Regions from separate parts of the Homo sapiens genome. Here region 1 is linked to region 2. Evidence: chromatin contacts called from ENCODE Hi-C or POLR2A ChIA-PET data. All regions are on one chromosome and are shown on one strand. The core of a region is the stretch at or near the end of the contact, and the rest is flanking DNA. Distances in the headings are between cores, read along the strand shown. Region 1 overlaps SLC27A2 (solute carrier family 27 member 2). Region 2 has its middle 30 kb from the start of ATP8B4.

Region 1 (3,967 bases), core at 51-2,550, 62 kb after region 2:
GGAGGTGAAGCTGAGGGGCTGGGTCAGGTGGCAAGGGCTTTACTCTGCTGAGACTCAAATGTGAACATGACAAGCCATGACTAAAGGGCCTTACATGGAAGAGCAATGTGGGAGATGGCATTTTTAGACAGTCCTTTTGGCTACGATGTGAGAATACACAGAAGGATGAAGGGCCTCTTCTGTAAAGCAAACAGGTGGAGCCTTGTCCAGGCAGAAGTGTAACATATTAATTATTAAGAACAGGGACTCTGGAGTTTTTCTAAGGTGATAAAGACCTTCTTCCCTTTCACCTCTTGGAAGTCACCCCAAAACAAGGCGATGAGAAAAACACACACAAGCACCATCATCTCAGAAACTAAGAGACATTGCAACCATGAACTACATAGTATAGGAAGCTAAAAGATAACAGTGACTGACATAGTAGGCTGAGAAGGGTGAAACTTAAGAGGCAAGTCCCAACAGGAAGGAAGCCAGTTGCCTTCCTGAAGGCTGAGAAATTGCAGGCTTTGAATACAGCTGAAGGTGGGATGAAGTGTCAGACTTAAAACAGGGGAGTTATTTGAAAATCTGTGTAAGAAGTAAAATACGGAGGACAGGATCATGGCGAGCGGGAGGCAGGACTAGATTGTGGCTCCAGACAGAGCAGCATGAGAGGCTCACATTGTGAATTTTAGCTCCAGCTTGACTGCAAGAACTAACCAGCAACCCCAAGAGGACCCACAGACCCTCTGAAAGAAGTGGATTGCTCCTAGAGGACCCGGGAGACACCCCAAATACTGTGATCGCCCCAACTGCAGAAGTGGGAAAGGGAGACCCTCATCTCCCGAACACATACTGGAGAAGCTGAAGGTCTGTTTGTAGAACTTCCCGACTTTACCTGGAGCCTCGTCAAGTTAGAGAGCCAAACCGAGCAAAATACAAAGGTAGAGGAAGCTGCAGAAAGGCCCTGGGAGCTCACTGGCTCCCCTAGCAGCCCATTCCCGCCTGGCACCACAGGGATCCATCAGGAGGGTGGCCAGAGGAGCAGGGGGCAAAACTCCACAGGGAGAAGGAATTCTCTAGCTAAACTTTGGGATAATTTGAACGGGGCAAGAAGACTCCTGGCCAGAACTCCAGGGAGGGTGTGAATCTGGCTTGCAGACTCCACAGGCGGAGAAGAACTAAAGCCCTTTCTTTAACAGCTGGGAGGCAGAAAGCCTTGGGCAAGTTTTCAAGCCTGACTCGCCCTCCACCTGGAAACAGACTCGGGGCCGTTGAGGGGGCACGGTGGGAGTGAGACCAGCCCTTCAGGTTGCCTGGAAGCTGGGTGAGGCCTGTGACTGCCAACTTTCCCCCACTTCCCTGACAACCTGCATGACTCAGCAGAGACAGCCATAATCCTCTTAGGTACACAACTCCAGTGACCTGGGAATCTCGCCCCCATCCCCCACAGCAGCCACAGCAAGACCTGACCAAGGAGAGTCTGAGCTCAGACAGGCCTAGCCCTGGCCCCACCTGATGGTCCTTCCCTATCCACCTTGGTATCAGAGGACAAAGAACATATAATCTTAGGAATTCTAGGGCCCTGCCCACTGCTGGTGCCTGTCCACACTATTACAGCTGATGCTTTCTGGAAAGTACCACCTCCTGGCAGGAGGCCAACAGCACAAAACAGGGAATTAAACCACCAAAGTTAAGGATCCCATGGAGTCATTGCATCCTCTGCCACTTCCACTGGAACAGGTGCTGGTATCCATGGCTGAGAGACCCATAAATCATTCACATCACAGGACTCTGTTCAGACAACCCCCAGTACCAGCCCAGAGCCAGGTAGACTTGCTGGGTGGCTAGACCCAGAAGAGAGACAACAATCACTGCAGTTCGGCTCACAGGAGCCACATCCATAGGAAAAGGGGGAGAGTATTACATCAAAGGAACACCCCATGGGACAAAATTCTGAACAACACCCTTCAGCCCTAGACCTTCCATCTGACAGAGCCTACCCAAATGAGAAGGAATCAGAAAACCAACCCTGCTAATATGAAAAGCCAAGGCTCATCAACATCCCCAAAAGATCACACTAGTTCACCAGCAACGAATCCAAACCAAGAAGAAATCCCTGATTTGCCTGAAAAATAATTCAGGAGGTTAGTTATTAAGCTAATCAGGGAGGAACCAGAGAAATATGAAGCCCAATGCAAGGAAATCCAAAAAAACGTTACAAGAGTGAAAGGAGAAATATTCAAGCAAATAGATAGCTTAAAGAAAAAAACAGGGCCAGGCATGGTGGCTGAAGCCTGTAATCCCAGCACTTTGGGAGGCTGAGGCAGGCAGATCACAAGGTCGGGAGATTGAGACCATCCTGGCTAACACAGTGAAACCCCTTCTCTACTAAAAATACAAAAAAATTAGCTGGAGTGGTGGCAGGCACCTGTAGTCCCAGCTACTCGGGAGGCTGAGGCAGGAGAATGGCATGAACCTGGGAGGCAGAGCTTGCAGTGAGCCAAGATCGCGCCACTGCACTCCAGCCTGGGAGACAGAGTGAGACTCTGTCTCAAAAAAAAAAAAAAAAAAAAGTAAATGAAAAAAACAAGCAAAAATTCAGGAAACTTTGGACACACTTTTAGAAATGCTAAATGCTCTGGAAAGTCTCAGCAATAGAATTGAACAAGTAGAAGAAAGAAATTCAGAGCTCGAAGTCAAGGTCTTTGAATTAACCCAATAAATAAAGACAAAGAAAAAATAATAAGGAAATATGAACAAAGCCTCCAAGAAGTCTAGGATTAAAAGACCAAACCTAAGAATACTTGATGTTCCTGAGGAAGAAGACAATTCTAAACACTTGAAAAACATATTTGGGTGAATAATTGAGGAAAACTTCCAAGCCTTGCTAGACCTAGACATGCAAATACATGAAGCACAAAGAACACCTGGGAAATTCATCACATAAAGATCTTTGCCTAGGCACATTGTCATCAGGTTATCCAAAGTTAAGACCAAGGAAAGAATCTTAAGAGCTGTGAGACAGAAACACCTGGTGACCTACAAAGGAAAACCTATTAGATTAACAGATTTCTCAGCAGAAACCCTACAAGCTAGAAGGGATTGGGGCCCTATCTTCAACCACCTCAAACAAAACAAGTGTAAGCCAAGAATTTTGTATCCAGCAAAACTAAGCATCATATATGAAGAAAAGATACAGTCGTTTTCAGACAAACAAATGCTGAGAGAATTCGCCATTACCACGTTACCACTACAAGACCTGCTAAAAGAAGCTCTAAATCTTGAAACAAATCCTGCAAACACATCATAACACAACCTCTTTACAGTATAAATCACACAAGACCTATAAAACAAGAATACAAGTGAAAAAGCAAACAACAAAAAAACAAAAGTTCACAGGCAACAAAGAGCATGATGAAAGCAACAGTACCTCACATTTCAATACTAACATTGAATGTAAATGGCCTAAATGCTCCACTTAAAAGATACAGAACTGCAGAATGGATAAGAACTCACCAACCAACTGCTGCCTTCAGGAGACTCACCTAGCACATAAGGACTCACATAAACTTAAAGTAAACAGGTAGAAAAAGGCATTTCATGTGAAAGGACATGAAAAGTGAGCAGAGGTAGCTATTCCTATATCAGACAAAACAAACTTTAAAGCAACAGTGGTTAAAAGAGACAAACAGAGACAGTATAGAATTGTAAAAGGCCTTGTCCAGCAGGAAAATATCACAATCCTAAATATATATGCACCTAACACTGGAGCTCCCAAATTTATAAAGCAATTGCTACTAGACCTAAGAAATAAGATAGACAGCAACACAATAACAGTGGGGGACTTCAATACTCCACTGACAGCACTAGACAGGTCATCAAGACAGAAAGTCAACAAAGAAACAATGGATTTAAACTATACTTTGGAACAAATGGACTTAACAGATATATACAGAACATTTCATCCAACAGCAGCAGAATACAC
Region 2 (4,006 bases), core at 776-3,275:
GAGGCTGAGGCATGAGAATCGCTTGAACTGGGGAGGCGGAGGTTGCAGTGAACAGAGATCACACCACTGCACTCCATCCTGGGTGACAGAGAGAAAGAGACACTGTCTCCAAAAAAAAAAAAAAAAAAAAAGTATATACTTCCTATTTTGTCCATTGAAAGAGCCTAGAAGCAATAACCCTCCTGCAGAAGGAGTATACCTGCACCCTGGCTTCCATGTCTAAACACCATAGTCAAAAGACAAAAGCAGGATCCCACGGAGAAATGGTTGATTCCAGGGCTGGGTCAAGGGAAGCACAAGGTGATCCTGGAACATCTTTTGTTTCAGAACATCAGAACATGCTCAAAAGCTGATCGGGACCTGCCAAAAGACACAGGAGCCAACCAAGATCAATGACACAAAAGAATATATAACATTGAATTTTTTGAAAATTGCTGAGTCTATACCCAACCTTTAAAGGAGGAAAAAAAGAAAAAGAAAAGATGCCAATGAATGCATGTGGAAGGAATGATAGAAACAGAAAATCACCCTCTCAGAACCACCATAGAAATAATAGATTCAGGCAAGGATCATCAAAGAGTGCCAAAATCATTCAGTGGGAAATTGGGGCGTAAAAGAATATTTATACAATCTAAAAGTATAACTCCATGCAATACATATTAATTACAAAGAAGAACTATATCTTTCCAATGCATCTAGCAGTTAGCATTTCTACTAAGTGATCCAACTTAATACGAGCAATAATGGGACAATCAGGCAGCAGATGCCTCCTGGTCTGACACACTGAGAAGGACAGAACACCACTTCTTTAGTGTTCCTGCCAAACTGCAAAACCTGAATCTAATCATGAGGAAACATCACATAAACCCAAGTTAAAGAACATTCAACAAAATACTGGCCTGGACTCCAAAAATGTTAATGTCAATTAAAGACCAAGGAAAAGCTGGGGAACTGCTCTTGATTAAAGGAAACATAAAAGACATAAATAATTATATTTAATATTAAATGCAATCTGTAATCTAGATTGGCTTTTGGATGGTTTACAAAAAAAAAGCTATAAGACATTGCAATGGGTTGAATGTGTCCCCTCCAAAATGTAGGTGTTGCCAATATGACAGTATTAAGAGGTGGGGCCTTTAAAAGGGGATTAGGCCATGAGAGCTCCTCCCTCATGAATGGGATTAAGGCCCTTACAAAAGAGGCTTCATGCAGTATGCATTCCTTGCCATTCCACCTTCTGCCACGTGAGGACACAGCATTCCTTTTCTTGGAGGCTACAGCCTTCACCAGATAACCAAACCTGCTAATGCAAAGGATCTTGGACTTTCTAGCCTCCAAAACTATGAAAAAATAAATTTCTGTTCTTTATAAATTACCCAGTCTAAGGTACTCTGTAATAGCAGCACAAAACAGGCTAACACAGATATTATTGAAGTAATTCGAAAACTGAATAAGAATTCATATTAGATAATAATATTAAATGTAATATTAGATAATAAAATTGTATCGACTTCAAGTTTCCCAAGTGTTATAATTCTGTTGTAGTTAGATTACAAAATTCTCTTGTTTTAAGTGATACGTACTGAAAGTATTTAGGAATAAAATGTTATATTGTCTACAACTATCTCTCAAATGGTTCAACATCATTTCATCCATAAGTACTTAGTATGTATCTCAAAAAGATAAGTATCCCTTTTAAAAATAACAATACATCATGCTATTTTTAAAGCTTCCCAGGTGATTCTCTTGTTCATCTATGAATCAATACTACAGAGATGATAAGCAGAACTAATCTCAGGGGTTAAATGTGAATGTGGTGGTGGCAGTTGAGAACATTGTGTTAAGAACAATTCTGACACATGATTAGGCTCAGCCTAAGATAATGCCATGATTGATTGGCTAGGTCTGCCGTAGTGCCCAGTATGTCCCTGTATATTATCTGAGTCATGTCATAAGCATAAAACACAGAAGACAAGAGAGAGTAAGCTATAGGCCAGAAGTTAGAAAGGAGATCCTAGTATCACTGGTAGAGTCTGATCTGGTGATAGACTGCTGACCTCTCTTCCTCTTCAAATCAGTCAGACCTGTTTTCCTGGTTAAACAGTTTATAAGGAAACAAAAGGCAAGCATGGGAGGGGATAATATGTGTATGTGCACTAAGCCTTGAAGCAGATCTCTTTGATCATCACAGAGTCCACTGAGGTGGTAGGAAACAACTGCAGAGAGGAGCTCTTTAGAGAAATAACCACAATAATAATAATGATAATGATGATAATATGCTCAAAAGAGAAGTGAATCTAATGAAAAACTACTTCATTAGAATGAAATTCTAATAGAGGCATTTATCAACCTAAATAGCAAAGAAAGACTCTCTAAAAATAAATGATATGTATTTGGGAATAAGGCATTGCAGTGGGAAAGCACATGCCATAGTAAACTATGTGTGTATTCAGGGCAGTAAAGGAAGACAAAGGCTTTTAAGAGAAAAATTAAGAAAATTTCATAGTTGGCCGGGCACAGTGGCTCATGCCTGTAATCCCAGAACTTTCAGAGGCCAAGGTAGGCGGATCACCTGAGGTCAGGAGTTTGAGACCAGCCTGGCCAACATGGCAAAACGCTGTCTCTACTAAAAACACAAAAATTAGCCAGGTGTGGTGGAGGGTGCCTGTAATCCCAGCTACTCAGGAGGCTGAGGCAGGAGAATCGCTTGAACCCGGGAGGTGGAGGTTGCAGTGAGCCAAGATCACGCCACTGCACTCCAGTCTGGGTGACAGAGCAAGACTCCGTCCCAAAAAAAAAAAAAATTTCATAGTGGTTTTTGAGATAATTATCCTTGGCTACAAGGATCAGTAACAGTAACAAGAGTGACAGCAGGTGAGCTTGAACAGTGAGTTGCTGGGCAAATGTCCACATAAAAGTATTTTTTGCAAAAGGCTGTGATGGTCTTTGTGCAAGGTTGGGAGTTTTGCAGAGTCTTTTGTGATAGTATGTGTTATCAGGCATTTCATGAGAACTTTTCTCTGCATGGCCTACCCCAGATCCATTTCTCAGGGAGGATTTTAACACAATGGACTCCATTTTGATTCTGAGAACTTTCACACTTCCCTCCTTTTCATCAAGATCTTTCTCCAAAAGCATCACTGATCAATCAACCTATAGTTGGATTTTGATGTCCCTCAGTACCAGGATGGATTTGTCCCAGGTTGCTCATCTACACCCACATTTGGAAGGAATGATTGGTGACTACGAGTCATACTGAAACTCTTCTGGCCACATTTGAGCAACAAAGGGAGTTTGAAGCGAAGCTCTCAGGCTAGCCTACCTGGAGTCCATTATTAAGTTTAATTTTGTCTGTTTCGTAGGGGTTTGCTATCATCCCCAAGTTCTAGGCCAGCATTATTCTGTTCAGAGTTGTACCTCTGCAAGAATTTAACAAATAACAAATACAAAGTTTAAAATAAGAAAATACAACACAAAATTAATAGTAATATGACAATTCTAATTTGCATAATGGTTTTGAGACATGAACCTGGGCTAAGGCTAAAGACAACCAATTGAATAAATCAAATGACCATTATCCTGTAAAGTGAAAATGGTTGGCATTAACAGGGGTAAGAGTCTCATTATGATATGGATTCCTGTCCTAACATCTTGGGAAAAGCTGTCTAGAGCATGAAAACATCTCATCCTGGTTTGCAGATTAAATCTGTCTGTGGCATCAGGTGGTTTTGTAAATTGTTGTGTGACTCATTATCAGGCACAACTTCCTTAAAATTTATCTAGTTTCAGCTTATAGGGCTTCAGGAATGGAGCATTTTCAATTTTTAGCAATTCCATGAAAGAAAGTTGGATTGGAAGGCTCTAGAATTCAGGATTTAGTCTAGTCTGTAGGTAGATCACAGGAACTCAAAAACAATGCACAGAGTTACAATGTAATAACAGGTGTATTATAGCTTTTCTTTAGAAACATAACTTTTTCTATACATATTAATCACATAGGAAGCTC

The links. A loop is a pair of places that touch in the nucleus more often than their neighbours do. ChIA-PET counts read pairs that join two places held with the same protein, here RNA polymerase II (POLR2A).
Region 1: a map with no recorded cell type shows a loop between it and region 2 (1.8-fold over the local background). The contact joins two enhancer-like sites. A Hi-C loop is called at or near these places in 1 of 37 single-sample maps with no recorded cell type. POLR2A ChIA-PET finds 5 or more read pairs at or near these places in 2 of 52 experiments (Panc1 and WTC11).

The regions. Positions count from the first base shown.
Region 1 is chr15:50,209,536-50,213,502 of GRCh38, forward strand. The region is part of intron 4 of SLC27A2 (solute carrier family 27 member 2); the gene reads left to right. Among named protein-coding and RNA genes, the nearest start is that of SLC27A2, 29 kb to the left of the region's middle. RefSeq lists an enhancer at 1,222-1,801. Within about 2 kb of position 1,301, at least 3 of the 41 ENCODE cell types and tissues checked have a DNase peak (open chromatin) inside an H3K27ac peak, as active enhancers do.
Region 2 is chr15:50,147,311-50,151,316 of GRCh38, forward strand. It overlaps a transcript of ATP8B4 not described here. Among named protein-coding and RNA genes, the nearest start is that of ATP8B4, 30 kb to the left of the region's middle. Within about 2 kb of position 2,026, at least 2 of the 41 ENCODE cell types and tissues checked have a DNase peak (open chromatin) inside an H3K27ac peak, as active enhancers do.